Regions from separate parts of the Homo sapiens genome. Here region 1 is linked to region 2. The links are chromatin loops, found by intact Hi-C in ENCODE. Cell type or tissue: stomach. All regions are shown on one strand. Links, peaks and the distances in the headings refer to the core of each region. The heading gives the core; the rest is flanking DNA. Region 1 overlaps MED24 (mediator complex subunit 24). Region 2 overlaps CASC3 (CASC3 exon junction complex subunit).

Region 1 (8,332 bases), core at 275-8,274, 120 kb before region 2:
TTGTTCCTGGAGAACAAGAGACCTGTAGGTGGTCCCAAGCCACTTGGGCTTCAAGGAGCAAGACTATGGCCTTAGGACCCCATTGCTGGAAATACTGGCATCTTCCCTCCCGCCAGGTGATCTGTCTGTTCTCAGGCTCTGGAAAGTACCCAAACTTAACATCTGAACTTGAGTCAAGAGGCATATGGTACAACAGGCCCAACAGCAGACAGGCACTGTGTTAAAAGGGGCATTTTAGGTAACATTCAAATACAAGAGTCATCTGCTTCCAAGCGATGAGTAACATGGAGACAAACACAATAATGGACACTGTGCTTGTCTTGTCCTCTAGTTTTTTCCTCGTCTGTGATGTACTAGTCTTGCTACCCACTAGCAGCTATGCTTGATGAGGGCAGGGACCCTGCCACATGCTCCTTTGGTAGCCCCCCACCCCCCACCCCCAGCACCTAGCACAGTGCTGGGTATACAACAATGCTCAGTAAATACCTGTTGGTTGATTGGCTCGGGTGCCACCCTGCCCAAGTCCCTGGGATGTGTGCAATGCTTATGGGGAGAAAAAAAAGGAAGTGGGATGGTTTCAGATCCTCCTGGAAAGAGGTGGGATGGCATCCTGCCTCTCCCTTCTCAATTAAAGGACCGGCTATGGGAGCAGCGGCAGGTGGGGCTCAGGGGAATCAAGGGACATACAGGCCTCCTCTAGTTTGGCGATGTGCAGCAGGGCCCGGTTCTTGGTGCTGCTGAGGGTTTTCTCCAGGCGCTGAAGGCACATGGCAAGCTGCTTCTCCCCAGCGGCTGGAGTGCCGGCCTCCAGCCCCTCCCGCAGCCGCTCTGCAGAGGCTGCCGTGCAGCGCAGCAGCCAGTGGAGGGCGCTAAGAAGGGCTCGGCACAGTCCGATGCATTCCTCTGCTTTGCCGTGACAGCTACAGGGAAGGATGCAAAATCAGACTCTGTTCTTCCAATGGCTGAAATCCGACCCACATCAATGTTCCCCAGAGTCCCTGGCACTCCCCTACTAGGGACTAGGGCTGAGAAGCTAGCAAAGTCCTGGGGAAGATGCTTAGCCCCTTTGGCTCCTACTGGACAAGATTTCAAATGAGCTACTCCAGACAGAGAGGAGGCACTCTGTCCTAAGGGAGTAAGAAAAGGAGGGCACAGGTAAGTGTAGATGGGCAGGTGGGGAGAAAAAACGTTGGAACCCGGAGTTGGTCTCGGTCTGTGTGCTAGGAGCTGCACCTCTGCACAAAGACAAGGCTGGAACATTGTATTGTGAGCCCCCTTACCCCTGCCCTTACCTCAGACGGTCACAAAACATGTCCATGATGTCCAGCAATGCCTGGACACACAGGTCCCGAGAAAAGTCATCAAACTGTGGAAAGGACAGTGGAGATGCTACGGAATGCCTCCATCCACCCCCAGGTCTCACATGAGGCAGACGGTGCATTCAGGACTCCTGCTCCTCTCTCCTCCAACCCTGGGTTCCAGACTCAGCATCCTCAACACTGGACATTGGCTCCCAAGCACCAGCCCCTACTTGCCAGGATCCCCCTCCCATGGAAGTCCAGCAATGCCAGCCAGAGGCATCATGTGCTGCCTATCCAGCCTCACGGGTCACAGCATCAGGGCCGTCAAGGAGGCGGGGCCTTGTCTGTCATCCCCAATCTAGCTCCTGAGTGTCTATGGTCATACCTTACTGATGGCTGTGAGGACAGAAGAGTAGGACACCATCTGGAGAGAAGGAAGAAAGATAATCTTTAGACAACTAGTCTCCCACAGTTGAGAGGAACAAACACTGATGCTTCAAGTTGCTGCAGCTCTCCTGAACCTCAACCCCTTCCACAGGCCCTCTTCAACCCAAGCAAGGAGAGGCAGTGTCACTGTGCACTGCCCTGTTCCTGCCTCTGTCAGACTTACTGCAAATGGTATCAGCATAAGCCCATCAAGAAGATGATTCTGGGGATGCTCAAAGGCTCCATGTTTCAGGCCGAGCATGGTGGCTCATGCCTGTAATCCCAAAACTTTGGGAGGCCGAGGCGGGCGGATCACGAGGTGAGGAGTTTGAGACCATCCCGCCCAACATGGTGAAACCCCGTCTCTACTAAAAATTAAAAATTAGCTGGGTGTGGTGGTGCGTGCCTATAATCCCAGCTACTCAGGAGGCTGAGGTAGGAGAATCGCTTGAATCAGGGAGTTGGAGGTTGCAGTGAGCCGAGATTGTGCCACTGCAGTCCAGACTGGGAGCAGAGCGAGACTCTGTCTCAAAAAAAAAAAAAAAAAAAAGCGCCTGCTACTCACTGTCCTCAATAAGCATGGGTTAACTGACGGCTAGTGGGCAGAAGCATGGGCAAGAGTGAAGCCATGTCACTGTATTCCTACAGCTTCCGGCAAGAACAGAGGTTTTAATGGGTAAGAACTAGAGACAAACAAACATTTCCTGCACTGAGCAGGTAGTACCTGCACCTTGAAACAGGGAGTGGCTGGGCGTGGTGGCTCACGTTTGTAATCCCAGTACTTTGGGAGGCTGAGGCAGGATTACCTGAGGTCAGGAGTTCAAGACTAGCCTGGCCAACATGGTGAAACCCTGTCTCTACTAAAAATACAAAAATTAGCTGGGCCTGGTGGCCTATGCCTGTAATCTCAGCTACTTGGGAGGCTGAGGCAGGAGAGCTGCTTGAGCCTGGGAGACGGATGTTGCAGTGAGACGAAATCTTGCCACCGCACTCTAACCTGGGTGACAGAGTGAGACTCTGTCAAAAGAAAAGAAAGGGAGGGAGAGAGAGAGAAAGAGGGAAGGAAGGAAGGAAGGAAGGAAAGAAGGAAAGAAGGAAAGAGTAAGTTTTACTGTACAAACTCTTATTTGTTCTCCAGAACTTACTCCCTAGGACCCATCCAGGACACCTTCCCTGATCAACCCCAACCTCCCCCACAAAGCTGAAACCCTTCCTCTGTGCTCCAAGTAATCACCTAAGGCTCATCATTACACGGCGGGTGCCTGCAGTCCCCACTAAATTAGAAGCTCCTTGAGGACAAGGATGCTTTTACTCAGTGACCACCACAAACTTGATGTTTGTAGAATGAATAAATAAAAACACCTTTAGCTCAGCATGTCTCAAAGTAGCTTCCAAAGCTGCCCTACCCAATACACAAGTCACTAGCCCCATATGGTTATTTAAATTTAAATTAATTAAAGTTAAATAAAATTTGGCCAGGTGTGGTGGCTCACGCCTGTAATCCCAGCACTTTGGGAGGCCAAGGCGGGAGGATCATGAGGTCAAGAGATCAAGACCATCCTGGCTGACACGGTGAAACCCCGTCTCTACTAATAATACAAAAAATTAGCCGGGCATGGTGGCGGGTGCCTATAGTCCCAGCTACTAGGGAGGCTGAGGCAGGAGAATGGCGTGAACCCGGGAGGCAGAGCTTGCAGTGAGCCGAGATTGCGCCACTGCACTCCAGTGTGGGCGACAGAGCTAGACTCTGTCTCAAAAAAAAAAAAAAAGAAATGTCACACACATACCCTGAGCTTGTGTGTGACATAAATTTGAGAAACACTGGATTAAACATATAACGAGAACTTTACCACAGAACTTCTCGGAACCATGATATACTCGTATACAATGAGAATCTCTAAGAAGACTGACGATAAAACAAAGCAATATCCTTTAAACTTACTTGACCAAGGAATTTCATGTACCCAGTATTTCCAAAATACATTTTGGGAAATTCTACCTGAACAGTAAGTTCCCAGAGGACAGAGATGGTATTGAATTTATATCTGTTTCTCTAGCATCCAGCCCAAGAACTGATACACAATAGGTCCTCAGGAAGTTTTTATTGCTTTGAACAGATGAATTCTACTAACTAGTTGCCTTCTGGAAAAATCTTACCTTAAAATAAATTTCTGTTAGTAAAACCTATTCATCACCATCATAAGACTGGATATCTAGTTCAGCTGTCTCTGCTGGAGGAGTGGAAGCCTCCAAAGATTTAAGAAGAAAGCTGTCGGCCGGGTGCAGTCGCTCACGCCTGTAATCCCAGAACTTTGGGAGGCCAAGGAGGGTGGATCACGGGGTCAAGAGATCAAGACCATCCTGGCCAACATGGTGAAACCCCGTCTCTGCTAAAAATACAAAAACTAGCCGGGCGTGGTGGCGCATGCCTGTAATCCCAGCTACTCAGGAGGCTGAGGCAGGAGAATCGCTTGAACCCAGGAGGCAGTGGTTGCAGAGAGCCAAGATCGCACCACTGCACTCCAGCCTGATGACAGAGCAAGACTCCATCTCAAAAAAAAAAAAAAAAAGGAGAGGAAGAAAGCCGTCTGCTCAATCACCTGGGTTTGGCAAACTTTCCATCCATGTGCAATTTCCCTCTCACCAAAATACACTGCTCTGTTCAGCCATCTTTCACTAGTACTCCTGGGTGAACAGGAGCAAAACACAGAGGGCTTAAATACCATCAGTGTTCAGAACCACCATACTGTGAGGCCAGGGCTAGTGTCTGATATCCATCAGAAAGCTGGGAGCCTGCCTGGGCAGGATGACCATAACGTTCCGGCGAGCGTTTTGTTTATTTATAACTGATGTCCCCATAGCGAGTGCTTGGCAAAGAAGTGAACCTTGCTGGATACCAACCTGCAGGGGGAGCTGGATGTCCCCACTGAACACTGACCCTCAAATGCCGGGAGAGAAACCCCCAATTATGCATGTTCCGAGGGATGCCATTCGTCAAAATGAATTTATGGTCTTCAAATTCTGAATTCTGTTCAGCAGATTTCTGCTAACTGTATCAATAAAGCACGGCTACTTCAGAGACCCAAAAATGCTTTCTACATGACGAACTGTTTTACACAGCAGGATCTGGCCTATTCAAGTCTTAATCATTCTATCACAGTAGAAGCTCTAAACCACCACAGGCCCCCAGGGCAGGAGACCCTCTGTGTGGCCACCATGCTTGTGGCTAGCCCCACCTGACCCTGCAGCTGCTCTCAAATCCTCTCTGCTCTTCTGAATATTCAACACCCCAACTACTCCTAAGTGCCCTCTACTCGCATAACATTGGGCCAAAGAGCCTCTTGACTCTGAAGGAAGAATAAATTACTAATTTTGCACAGCACTTGAGAGGGCACAAAGGTCTTTCATATCTATTTACTTCTGTTACTTCAGCCTCTTTCTCTTTCTTCCCTTTCCCATCAGTGTTTATACATCTCAAGACTCTTCTATTGGTCTGTTTGTTGTTTGAGACAGGGTCTCGCTCTGTCACCCAGGCTGGAGTGCAGTGGTGCTCCCGGATTCAAGCAATCCTCCCACCTCAGCCTCCTAAGTAGCTGGGACTACAGGTGCACACCACCATGCTTAATTTTTTTTTTTTTTTTTTTTGAGATGGAGTCTTGCTCTCTCGCCCAGGCTGGAGTGCAGCGGCGAGATCTCAGCTCACTGCAAGCTCTGCCTCCCGAGTTCACACCATTCTCCTGCCTCAGCCTCCCGAGTAGCTGGGACTACAGGCACCCACCACCACGCCCGGCTAATTTTTTGTATTCTTAGTAGAAGCGGGGTTTCACCATGTTAGCCAGGATGGTCACGATCTCCTGACCTCGTGATCTGCCCACCTCGGCCTCCCAAAGTGCTGGGATTACAGGTGTGAGCCACCATGCCAGGCTAATTTTCTTTTTTTGAGACAGAGTCTCACTCTGTTGCCCAGGCTGGAGTGCAGTGGCACAATCTCGGCTCACTGCAACCTCTGCCTCCTGGGTTCAAGCGATTCTTCTGCCTCAGCCTCCCGAGTAGCTGGGACTACAGGCACGCGCCACCATGCCCGGCTAATTTTGGTATTTTTAGTAGAGATGGAGTTTCACTCTGTTGGCCAGGCTGGTCTCGAACTCCTGACCTCATGATCCACCTGCCTCGGCCTCCCAAAGTGCTGGGATTACAAGCGTGAGCCACTGTGCCCAGCTGCCTGACTTTCGTATTTTTTGCAGAGATGGGGTTTTGCCGTGTTGTCAAGGGTGGTCTCAAATTCCTGGTCAAGTGAGTTGCCCACCCACACTGGCCTCCCAAATTCCTGGGATTACAGGTATGAGCCTGGCCTAGATTCTTCTATTTTTAAAAGAGTTTCCTATAGACCCCACACTTCCATTTAACCACCACCCCATCTCTGCTACTCTTCACACATATAAAAGTTTTTTTTTTTAATTTTATTTTCTTTTTTTTTTTTGAGACAGATTCTCACTCTGTTGCCCAGGCTGGAGTGCAGTAGCGCGATCTCGGCTCACTGCAACCTCCACCTCCCAGGTTCAAGCAATTCTCCTGCCTCAGCCACCTGAGTAGCTGGGATTACAGGCATGCACCACCACATCCAGCTTATTTTTGTATTAGTAGAGACAGAGTTTCGCCATGTTGGCCAGGCTGGTCTTGAACTCCTGACCTCATGATCCACTCCCTTGGCCTCCCAAAGTGCTGGGATTACAGGTGTGAGCCACTGAACCCGGCCTTTTTAATTTTACTTTTTTAGTAGAGATAGGGTCTATGTTGTCTAGGCTGGGCTCAAACTCCTGGCCTCAAGTGATCCTCCTACCTCGGCCTCAAAAAGTGCTGGGATTACAGGTGTGAGCCACCACGCCCGGACAACATAAGAGTCTTCTACACTCCCTGGCTCTACCTGCACACCTTCCATTGACTATTCAACGCACTCCAATCACTTCTGTCCTGACCACTCTATGAATCTTCTCATTAAGGTCATTGACAAACTCTTCATGTTAAACCTAATGGATCCTTCTCTGTTCTGATCTTACCTGACTTCCCAGCAGCATCTGACCCCTTGAAACATTCCCTCACCCCTCAATCCTCTCTTGGCTTTTCTTGATAACACTCTCACTTTTCTTCCCTACTCTCTGGCCCCTTCTCTTCAGACTCCTATGAGGAATTATCCTCCTAAGTGTGTTCCTTAAATGAGATTGGTTCCTCAGGAAGTTGGGTTTAGTCACTTCTTTGCTCACTCTCCCTGCTGTCTCTGCACAATCTCATCCATGCCCATAGCTTTGATTACCATCAGTAGCTGGTGACTTCTAAACCAAAAGCTCCAGTCTAGAACTCTCCTTTTGAGTACCAGACACGTATGTTCAACTGCCTACCGAGTATCCTCTTTTTGATACCCCACAGTCTTCTTAAATTTAAAAGGCCAAGATCAAACATGTATCCTCACCCACATCCCAACCCTACTCTGCTCTTCCACTGTCTCATGATCCATCAGCTATCTAATGTCCAAACCAGAAACCTAAGCGTTATCCTTGACCCCTTCTCCTCTCTCACTCTGCTCGTCCCATTAATCAAATTGTTTCAATGCCACTTCCTAAACTGTTCTTAAATTCATCATTTTTTTCTGCTGCCACTTCCCAATTTTGTGCTAGTATCATTTCTCGCCTGAATTACAGCAAGAGCCTAAATCAGGGGTTGGAAAACTACAGTCTGCAAGTCCAATTTGGCTCATCACTATTTTTCTTAATCAAATTTTATTAGAACACAGCTATACCCATTTGTTTACAGATGGGCTATACCTATTTTTGAGCTGTAATGACAGAATAGTGATGAGAGAGACCATTCAGTCTGCAAAGCTGAAAATACTTACTATCTGGGTCCTTTAAAGACAAAATATGCCAGACTCAATGATATCCCCATCTTCTGTCTTACCTCCCTCCAACTCGTTCTTCAAACTATAACCAGAGTGATCTTTTTAAAATTAATCCACAAATGTCCCTAATTAATCTACAAAGTCAAGGAAATCTGGATTAAAATATAATAGGATTTTTATGGTAACTTAACGAATTGATTCTAAAATTTGTCTGGAAATGAAATGTCTGAAAACAGCCAAAAAAATTTTGAAAAATAAAGAAACTAAGTGAAGATTTGTCCACCAAGGTATCAAAACATACTATAAAGCTCTAATAAAGTTCTGGTGCAACAAAAGAGAAAGAGGCCGGGCGCAGTGGCTCACGCCTGTAATCCCAGCACTTTCGGAGGCTGAGACAGATGGATTATGAGGTCGGGAGTTCAAGACCAGCCTGGCCAAGATGGTGAAACCCCATCTCTACTAAAAATACAAAAATTAGCTGTGCGTGGTGGTGGGCATCTATAATCCCAGCTACTTGGGAGGCTGAGGCAGAGAATTGCTTGATGCTTGAACCCAGGAGGAGGAGGTTGCACTGAGCCGAGATCGCACCACTGCACTCCAGCCTGGAAGACAGAGTGATACTCCGTCTCAAAAAAAACAGAGAAAGATACCAATGAAATATACTAGGGTGTCAAAAAATGGACCCTTGTGTACAAGAGAATTTAAAATTTAA
Region 2 (8,332 bases), core at 270-8,269:
TTACTAGTAGTGATTGAAATGAATGAGCTATGGAGTCTAGAGAGAGAAGAAAGTGAATGTGAGAAAGGACTGATAGGCAGAAGTTAGAAGCATCAAGGGAATGGATGCATTGAAAAATTAGAGACGAGACAGTAAGGAAACAACTAGGAATAAGAGGCATTTTTTTAAAAAACTGCTTTATTGTGGCAAGGCGCCGAGGCTCATGCCTTTATCCCAGCACTTTGGGAGGCTAAGGCAGGCAGATCACGAGGTCAGGAGATCGAGATCATCCTGGCTAACACGGTGAAACCCCGTCTCTACTAAAAATACAAAAAACTTAGCCAGATGTGGTGGCGGGCACCTGTAGTCCCAGCCACTCGGGAGGCTGAGGCAGGAGAATGGTGTGAACCCGGGAGGTGGAGCTTGCAGTGAGCCGAGATCACGCCACTGCACTCCAGCCTGGGCGACAGAGTGAGACTCCCTCTCAAAAAAGAAAAAAAGAAAAAAAACTGCTTTATTGAGATACAATTCACAGAACGTACAGTTCATTTATTTATAAAGTGCATAATTTAGCCAGGTGCGTGCCTGTACTCAGCTACTCAGGAGGCTGAGGCAGGAGGAATGGTCGGCCCAGGAGTTCGAGACCAGCCTGGGCAACATAGTGAGACCTCATCTCTTTTTATTTGTTTGTGTGTTTGTTTTTGAGACAGAGTCTTGCTCTGTCACCCAGTCTGGAGTGCAGTGGCACAATCTTGGTTCACTGCAACTTGACCCTCTGGGGTTCAAGTGATTCTCGTTCGTCAGCCTCCCGGATAGCTGAGGTTACAGGTATGTGCCATATGCCTGCCTAATTTTTAGTATTTTTAGTAGAGATGGAATTTTGTCATTTTGGCCAGGCTGGTCTCAAACTCCCAGTCTCAAGTGATCTACCCACCTCAGCTTCCCAAAGTGCTGGGATTACAGGCGTAAGTCACCACGCCTGGCCCGTAAGACCTTATCTCTATAAAAAATAAAAAATTTAGCCAGGCGTGGTGGCGTGCACCTGTAGTCCCAGCTACTTGGCAAGCTGAGGCAGGAGAATTGTTTGAGCCCAGGAGGTCAAGGCTGCAGGGAGCTGTGATCATACCACTGCACTCCAGCTTGAGTAACAGAGTGAGACCTTCATCTCAAAAAAAAAAAAAAAAAAAAGGAAGGAAGAAACCCAGTTCTCCCATCCTTCCCGTAGCCTCAAGCAACCGCAAATCTACTTTCTGTCTCTGTTGATTTTCCTATTCTGGCCTTTCATATGAATGGAATTATGTAATATGTAGATTTATGTGTCTGGCCTCTTTCAGTATAATGTTTTCATCTGACTTGTAGCATGTATCAGTACTTCATTCCTTCTTTCTGCCTCCCCACCCCAGCTTTATTGAGGTATAACTCACAAATAAAAATTGTATACATTTAACACATACAGTGTGGCATCTTGATATATGTGTACATTGTGGAGTACCACAGTTAAGCTAATTAACGTATCTATCACCTCACCTAGTTAACCTTTTTGTATGTGTGTGATGAGAACACCGAAGAGCTACTCTCAGCACATTTCAAGTTTACAATATGTTATTTATTTTTATTTTACATGGTTTAAAAAGAGACAGAACCTTTGTCACCCAAGCTGGAGTTCAGTGATGCAGTTATAGCTCACTGCAACCTCAAACTCCTGGGCTTAAGCAATCCTCCCACCTCAGCCTCCTCAATAGCTGGGACTACAGGCGTGCACTACCATGCCCAGCTAATTTATTTATTTGTTTTTATTTTTATTTTTTTTTTGAGACGGAGTTTCACTCTTGTTGCCCAGGCTGGAGTGCAGTGGCATGATCTCAGCTCACTGCAGCCTCTGCCTCCTGGGTTCAAGCGGTTCTCCTGCCTAAGCCTCCCAAGTAGCTGAGATTACAGTCATGCGCCACCAAGCCCAGCTAGTTTTGTATTTTTAGTAGAGGTGGAGTTTCTCCATGTTGGTCAGGCTGGTCTCGAGCTCCCGACCTCAGGTGATCCACCCACTCAGCCTCTCAAAGTGCTGGGATTACAGGCGTGAGCCACCATGCCCAGCCGCCCAGCTAATTTTTAAACAAATTTTTTGTAGAGGCAAAGAATCGCTGTATTGCCCAGGCTGGTCTTGAACTCAGCTTCAAGCAATCCTCCAGCCTCAGCTTCCCAAAGTATTAGGATTACAGGCATGAGCCACCATGCCTGACCAAGTATACAGTACGCTATTATTATTATTATTTTAGACAGTCTTGCTCTGTAGCCCAGGCTGGAGTGCAGTGTTACAATCTCGGCTCACTGCAGTCTCTGCCTCCCAGGTTCAAGCAATTCTTCTGCCTCAGCCTCCTGAGTAGTTGGGATTACAAGCGCCCACCACCACGCCCGGCTAATTTTTTTATTTTTAGTAGAGACAGGGTTTCACCATGTTGCCCAGGCTGGTCTCGAACTCCTGACCTCATGATCTGCCCACCTCGGCCTCCCAAAGTGCTGGGATTACAGGTGTGAGCCACCACGCCCAACCAGTAAGTTATTATTAACTATGGTTACCATGCTGTACATTAGGTCTCCAGAACTTATAACTGAAGTTTTATATCCTTTTACCACGATCTCATTTTCGCTACCCTTAAGCCCTAGAAACCCCCTTCCTACTCTCTGTTTCTATGAGTTTGACTTGAGATCATGTGGTGGTTATCTTTCTGTGTCTAGCTTATTTTACTTAGCATAGTTCCGTCTAGGTTCATCCATTTGTTGTCACAAATGTCAAAATTTTTTTTTTAGGGCAGAATTAGATTCCATTGTTCGTGTGTTCCACATTTTCTTTATCCATTCACCCAACAACAGACACGAGTTATTTCCATAGCTTATTTCCATCTTTTGGTTATTATGAATAATTCTGCTACAAACATTAGTGTACATGTTTTTATGGGGACATATGTTTTCACTTCTTTTTGACTATGTACCTAGGAATGGAATTGCTGAGTCATGTGGTAACTCTGTAATCATTTGAGGAACTAGAACCGCCATACTGTTTCCAAGGTGCTGCACCATTTTACGTGACTAGCAGCAGTGTATGAGGGTTCCAGTTTCTCTATATCCTTAACAGCACTTGTTGTGTTATTTACCCAGGTGCATGCCTGTACTCTCAGCTACTCAGGAGGCTGTGGCAGTAGGATTTCTTGGGCCCAGGAGTTCGAGACCAGCTTGGGCAACATAGACCTGTCTAAAACTTTTTTTTTTTGGCGGGGCACGGTGGCTCACGCCTATAATCCCAGCACTTTGGGAGGCCGAGTCAGACGGATCACTTGAGATCAGGAGTTCCAGACCAGCCTTGCTAACATGGCGAAACCTCGTCTCTGCTAAAAATGCAAAAATTAGCCAGCCACTGTGGCACGCGCCTGTAATCCCAGCTATTCAGGTGGCTGAGGCATAAGAATCACTTGAACCCGGGAGGTAGAGGTTGCAGTGAGCCGATTTGATTCTAGATGTCCTATTAGGTATGAGATGTTTTCTCATTCTGATTTGCATTTCCCTGATGACTAATGATGCTGAGCGTTTTTTTTTTTTTTTTTTTTTGGTGCTTATTGGCCATTTGTGTATCTTCCTTGAAGAAATGACTATTCAGATACCTAGGCAATTTTTTAAAAATTAATTTTTAATTATTGTTTTTATTTTTTTTAGAGACAAGGTCTTGCTGTATTATCCAGAGTGGTCTCAAACTCCTGGGCTCAAGCAAGCAGTCTTCCCACCTCAGCCTCCTCAGTAGTTGAGACTATAGGCATCAGCCACCACACTTGATCTTTGCCCAAAGTAGCTGGGATTACAGGTGTGCGCTGCCATGCCCGGCTAATTTTTGTATTTTTAGTAGAGACGAGGTTTTGCCATGTTGGCCAGGCTGGTCTTGAACTCCTGACCTCAGGTGATCTGCCCACCTCAGCCTCCCAAAGTGCTGGGATTACAGGTGTGAGCCACTGCGCTTGGCCATTTTTTTTTTTTTAATTGAGATGTAAGAGTTCTCTATATATTCTGTATTCTAGATGTAAGTCCCTTATCAGATATGATTTGCAAATATGTGTTCCCTTTCTGTGGATTGTTCACTTTCTTTATAGTGTTCTTTCAAGGACAAAGGTTTTAGTTTTGATGAAGCCTGGTTTATGTTTTTCCTTTTGTTGCAGATGCTTTTGGTGTTAGGTATCTAAGAGTCATTTGCCAAACTGAGAGTCATGAGTATTTACTCCTGTGTTTTCTTCTAAGAGTTTTATAGTTTCAACTCTTAAATTTAGGTCTTTGATTCATTTTGAGTTAGTTTTTATATGTGGGGTAAAGTAAGGGTCTAACTTCATTCTTTTTGTTTTTTGAGATGGAGTCTCGCTCTTTCACCCAGGCTGGAGTGCAGTGGCGCTATCTAGGTTCACTGCAAGCTCTGCCTCCCGGGTTCATGCCATTCTCCTGCCTCAGCCTCCCGAGTAGCTGGGACTACAGGCACCCGCCACCACGCCCAGCTGATTTTTTGTATTTTTAGTAGAGATGGGGTTTCACCGTGTTAGCCAGGATGATCTCGATCTCCTGACCTCGTGATCTACCCATCTTGGCCTCCCAAAATGCTGGGATTACAGGCATGAGCCACTGCGCCTGGCCAACTTCATTCTTTTGCACGTGACGATTTTGGTCCATGACTCGGGTGTTTATACGTAAGGTTTTATTTTGTTTTGTTTTGTTTTTTTGAGATGGAGTCTCATTCTGTCACCCAGCCTGGAGTGCAGTGTCGCTATCTTGGCTCACTGCAACCTCTGTCTCCTGGGTTCAGGCGATTCTCCTGCCTCAGCCTCCCGGGTGGCTAGGATTACAGGCATGAGCCACCACGCTCAGCTAATTATATTTAAGGTTTTAAAAGTGGAGCAGTTTTACTTATAATAAAGCATAGCAGTTCTAGGTAAGACTGGTTTGGAGTGCAGCCATGGAAATGGATGGCTGAAGTGCAGGTGAAGACTGACCTCAGTGCTAAAGTCTTCCTGTCAACGACAGGCCCGTGGCCTCGGAGGAGCCGGGGTTTATTAAAATGAGGCTAGAGGAGTTAGATCTGAAAGAGACATTGAGAATAAGGATACCAACTCCATCTCTTAGTCTGAAATATGTGGGAAGTAGAAGAATGAGCTAAAACTTCTGTATTAGAATTTTTCAAAGGAACAGTTCCTTCAGGGTGGAGCTAGTAAGAATTGGAAAGAGTACACTGAAATGGTGGGTGATGTAGGGGAGTTTGTCTCTTCTGGAAAAAGGTTTTGATGACATCCCTTTGCCAAAGCAGTGTGACCGTGTGGTAGCACCTTGGCTTCAGTTAGACTAAGCTTTGACTAATTTGGAGCCTCCTCAGTACTATGCTATTTGTATCTGTTCTGCCCTGGAAACAAAATTAGTTTTTCACTTAAAATAAAGTTGCCTTATTTGACATCCTACCACAGATCAGAGGGTGGAGCATAAAACAAGCTTTCCTTATTAATCATGTGATAATACTATTTAAAGGTATTTGAATTAAATCAGTACGTGTGTGTAGGGAGATGGAGAATTAAAGTCACATACACCAAGTTATTGTAATTTCTGCTTGAAAATCTTCAGGGAACATAGGATCAAGGAAAGAACTGAATGATTGCCACCTACCCATCCTAGTCTTGAGGAGGAAAAACTTCATGTAATTAAGGGAAATGGGAAGAATCAATGGTGCTCAGTTGTTAAAAAGCTATAGGTAAAGGCTTGATTCTGATAGTGTGGGTATAGTCAAACAGTCTCCCTCTATTCTGTTACCTTTCTGAGAGTCCTAACCCAAAACACTCAAGGCCAAAATAGTTAACCTTTGAACGGCCAGGCGCGGTGGCTCATGCCTATAATCCCAGCATTTTGGGAGGCCGAGACAGGCGGATCATGAGGTCAGGAGATCGAGACCATCCTGGCTAACACGATGAAACCCCGTCTCTACTGAAAATACAAAAAATAATTAGCCGGGCATGGTGGCGGGCGCCTGTAGTCCCACCTACTTGGGAGGCTGAGGCAGGAGAATGGCATGAACCCGGGAGGCGGAGCTTGCAGTGAGCCGAGATCCAGCCACTGCACTCCAGCTGGGGCGACAGAGTGAGACTCCGTTTCAATAAAAAAAAATTAAAAAAATAAAATAGTTGACCTTTGGACAACATGGGAGTTAAGAGTGCCTATCCTGTCTGGGTACAGTCACTCATGCTTCTAATCTGAGCACTTTAGTGGGCCAAGGCAGGAGGATCACTTGAGTCCAAGAGTTTGAGACTAGCCTGGACAAGAAAGCAAGACCCTGTCTCTACAAAAAAAAGGACAAAAATTAGCTGGGCATGATGGCACGTGCCTGCAGTCCCAGCTACTCAGGAGGCTGAGGCAGGAGGATCACTCGAGCCCGGGAGTTTGAGGCTGCAGCAAGCCATGATCACACCACTACACTCTACCCTGAGTGATACAGTGAGACCCCATCTGTTAAAAAAATAAAAGGGGGTTGGCCGGGCGCGGTGGCTCACGCCTGTAATCCCAGCACTTTGGGAGGCCGAGGCGGGTGGATCACGAGGTCAGGAGATCGAGACCATCCTGGCTAACATGGTGAAACCCCGTCTCTACTAAAAATACAAAAAATTAGCCAGGTTTGGTGGCGGGTGCGTGTAGTCCCAGCTACTCGGGAGGCTGAGGCAGGAGAATGGCGTGAACCTGGGAGGCAGAGTTTGCAGTGAGCTGAGATTGCACCACTACATTCCAGCCTGGACAACAGCGAGACTCCGTCTCAAATAAATAAATAAATAAATAAATAAATTAATTAATTAATTAATTAAAAGGGGCTGGGCGTGGTGCCTCATGCCTGTAATCCCAGCACCTCAGGAGGCCGAGGTGGGCGGCTTGCCTGAGCTCAGGACTTTGAGACCAGCCTGGGCAACATGGTGAAACCTTATCTCTACTAAAAGTACGAAAATAGCTGGGAGTGGTGGCATACGCCTGTAGTCCCTGCTACTCAGGAGGCTGAGGCATAAGAATTGCTTGAACCCAGGAGGTGGAGGTTGCAGTGAGCTGAGATCGCGCCATTGCACTCCAGCCTGGGCGACAGAGCAAGACTCTGTCTCCAAAATAAATAAATAATAAATAAAATATAAAGGACACCTATCCCTGTTGCAGTAAGAATTCCAAGTATAACTTTTGACTCACCCAAAACTTAACTACTAAGTCAACTGGAAGCCATACCAATAACATAAACAGTCAGTGAATATGTATTTTATATTTTATGTGTATTATGTACTGTACTCTTACAATGAAGCTAGAGAAAAGAAAATGTTATTAAGAAATCATTCACTATTAAGGAAACATACTATTCAGTGGAAGTGGATCATCATAAAGGTCTTCATCATCTTTGCATTGAGTAGACTTCAGAAGAGGAGGGGTTGATCTTGCTGCCTTGGGTGACAGAGGCAGTGGAAGGAGAGGCAGGCATACTTGCTGCAACTTCTATTGAAAAAAAATTTGCGTAGAAGTGGACCTGAGTAGTTCAAACCCCTTGTTCCAGCGTCAACTATACCCAGATGCTGAGCAGGGAAAAATGAGGAAGAGGGATTAATTGGCTTGTCTGGGCCAATCAGGCTGACTCAGCTCTATTTGAAGAGATGGCAGAAACTTAGAGTTTGAGAGTTTCTCAATCAGGAATTCAGGAATCTCATGTTGAGCCTCTTTGACCAGATTATTGGGGCCAGCCTGGGTCTTGAGTGACAGGGCAGTCTGGTTCAGTTCAAGTATCAGACCCAGTAGGTGAGTGAGAGACCAGTGTACATACATCTACCAGGTTTCAGATGTAACCCACCAATGAAGACTAGACCACCTTTCCTTGAACCCATTTCTCTGTGTTCTCGTAGGCCTCCCTAGCCATAGCTCTGCCTCCTTAGGTCCAAATCTGGGGAGGACAAGGAGAGGAGAGTAACCCTATTCTAAAGCCAGTTCCCTTATCATGAGCCTTAGCTGCTGCCTTTTCCTACCTAGAACTAGCCACACGTCCATTTCCTGGCCCTTTCTAATGGCCTAATGATCCTTTGTGTGTAGACCCAGCACTTTCTGTGTCATGAACAGTGTTACCCAATCTTGATGTGGTAAAAGAGGGAAGAAGATAGTAAAAAGAGAGAGAGAGCACTTGGACTAATTTTTTTCATTTCTGAAATGTGATGGTTGTACAAGTTGTCCTTTAAGGTTTTTTAGGTCAAATTTTTGTAATTATGTGATTCTGGATATGTTCTGGCTGCAGGAATTTTCTGCTGCAGAAAACCAGTACTCATAGGCATTAAAA

The links. A loop is a pair of places that touch in the nucleus more often than their neighbours do. Peaks named below come from ENCODE experiments on the same cell type or tissue, not always from the same donor. Only the 100,000 strongest peaks of a DNase experiment are listed, where the experiment ranks them.
Region 1: it touches region 2 in a loop (2.3-fold over the local background); 21 of 110 quality-filtered maps call a loop at or near these places.

The regions. Positions count from the first base shown.
Region 1 is chr17:40,034,430-40,042,761 of GRCh38, forward strand. It overlaps MED24 (mediator complex subunit 24), which reads right to left. Exons shown (of 26, transcript NM_014815.4): 4 at 1,687-1,725; 5 at 1,293-1,366; 6 at 688-920. Among named protein-coding and RNA genes, the nearest start is that of SNORD124, 11 kb to the left of the region's middle. RefSeq lists an enhancer at 1,173-2,040. In stomach, for the core only: CTCF peaks have their summits at 851 (motif pointing right), 4,642 (motif pointing right) and 4,841; DNase peaks (open chromatin) are centred at 862 and 4,592; H3K27ac peaks cover 1,540 bases.
Region 2 is chr17:40,150,548-40,158,879 of GRCh38, forward strand. The region is part of intron 3 of CASC3 (CASC3 exon junction complex subunit); the gene reads left to right. Among named protein-coding and RNA genes, the nearest start is that of MIR6866, 7.2 kb to the right of the region's middle. In stomach, for the core only: no CTCF peak of the experiment used is centred there; no DNase peak of the experiment used is centred there.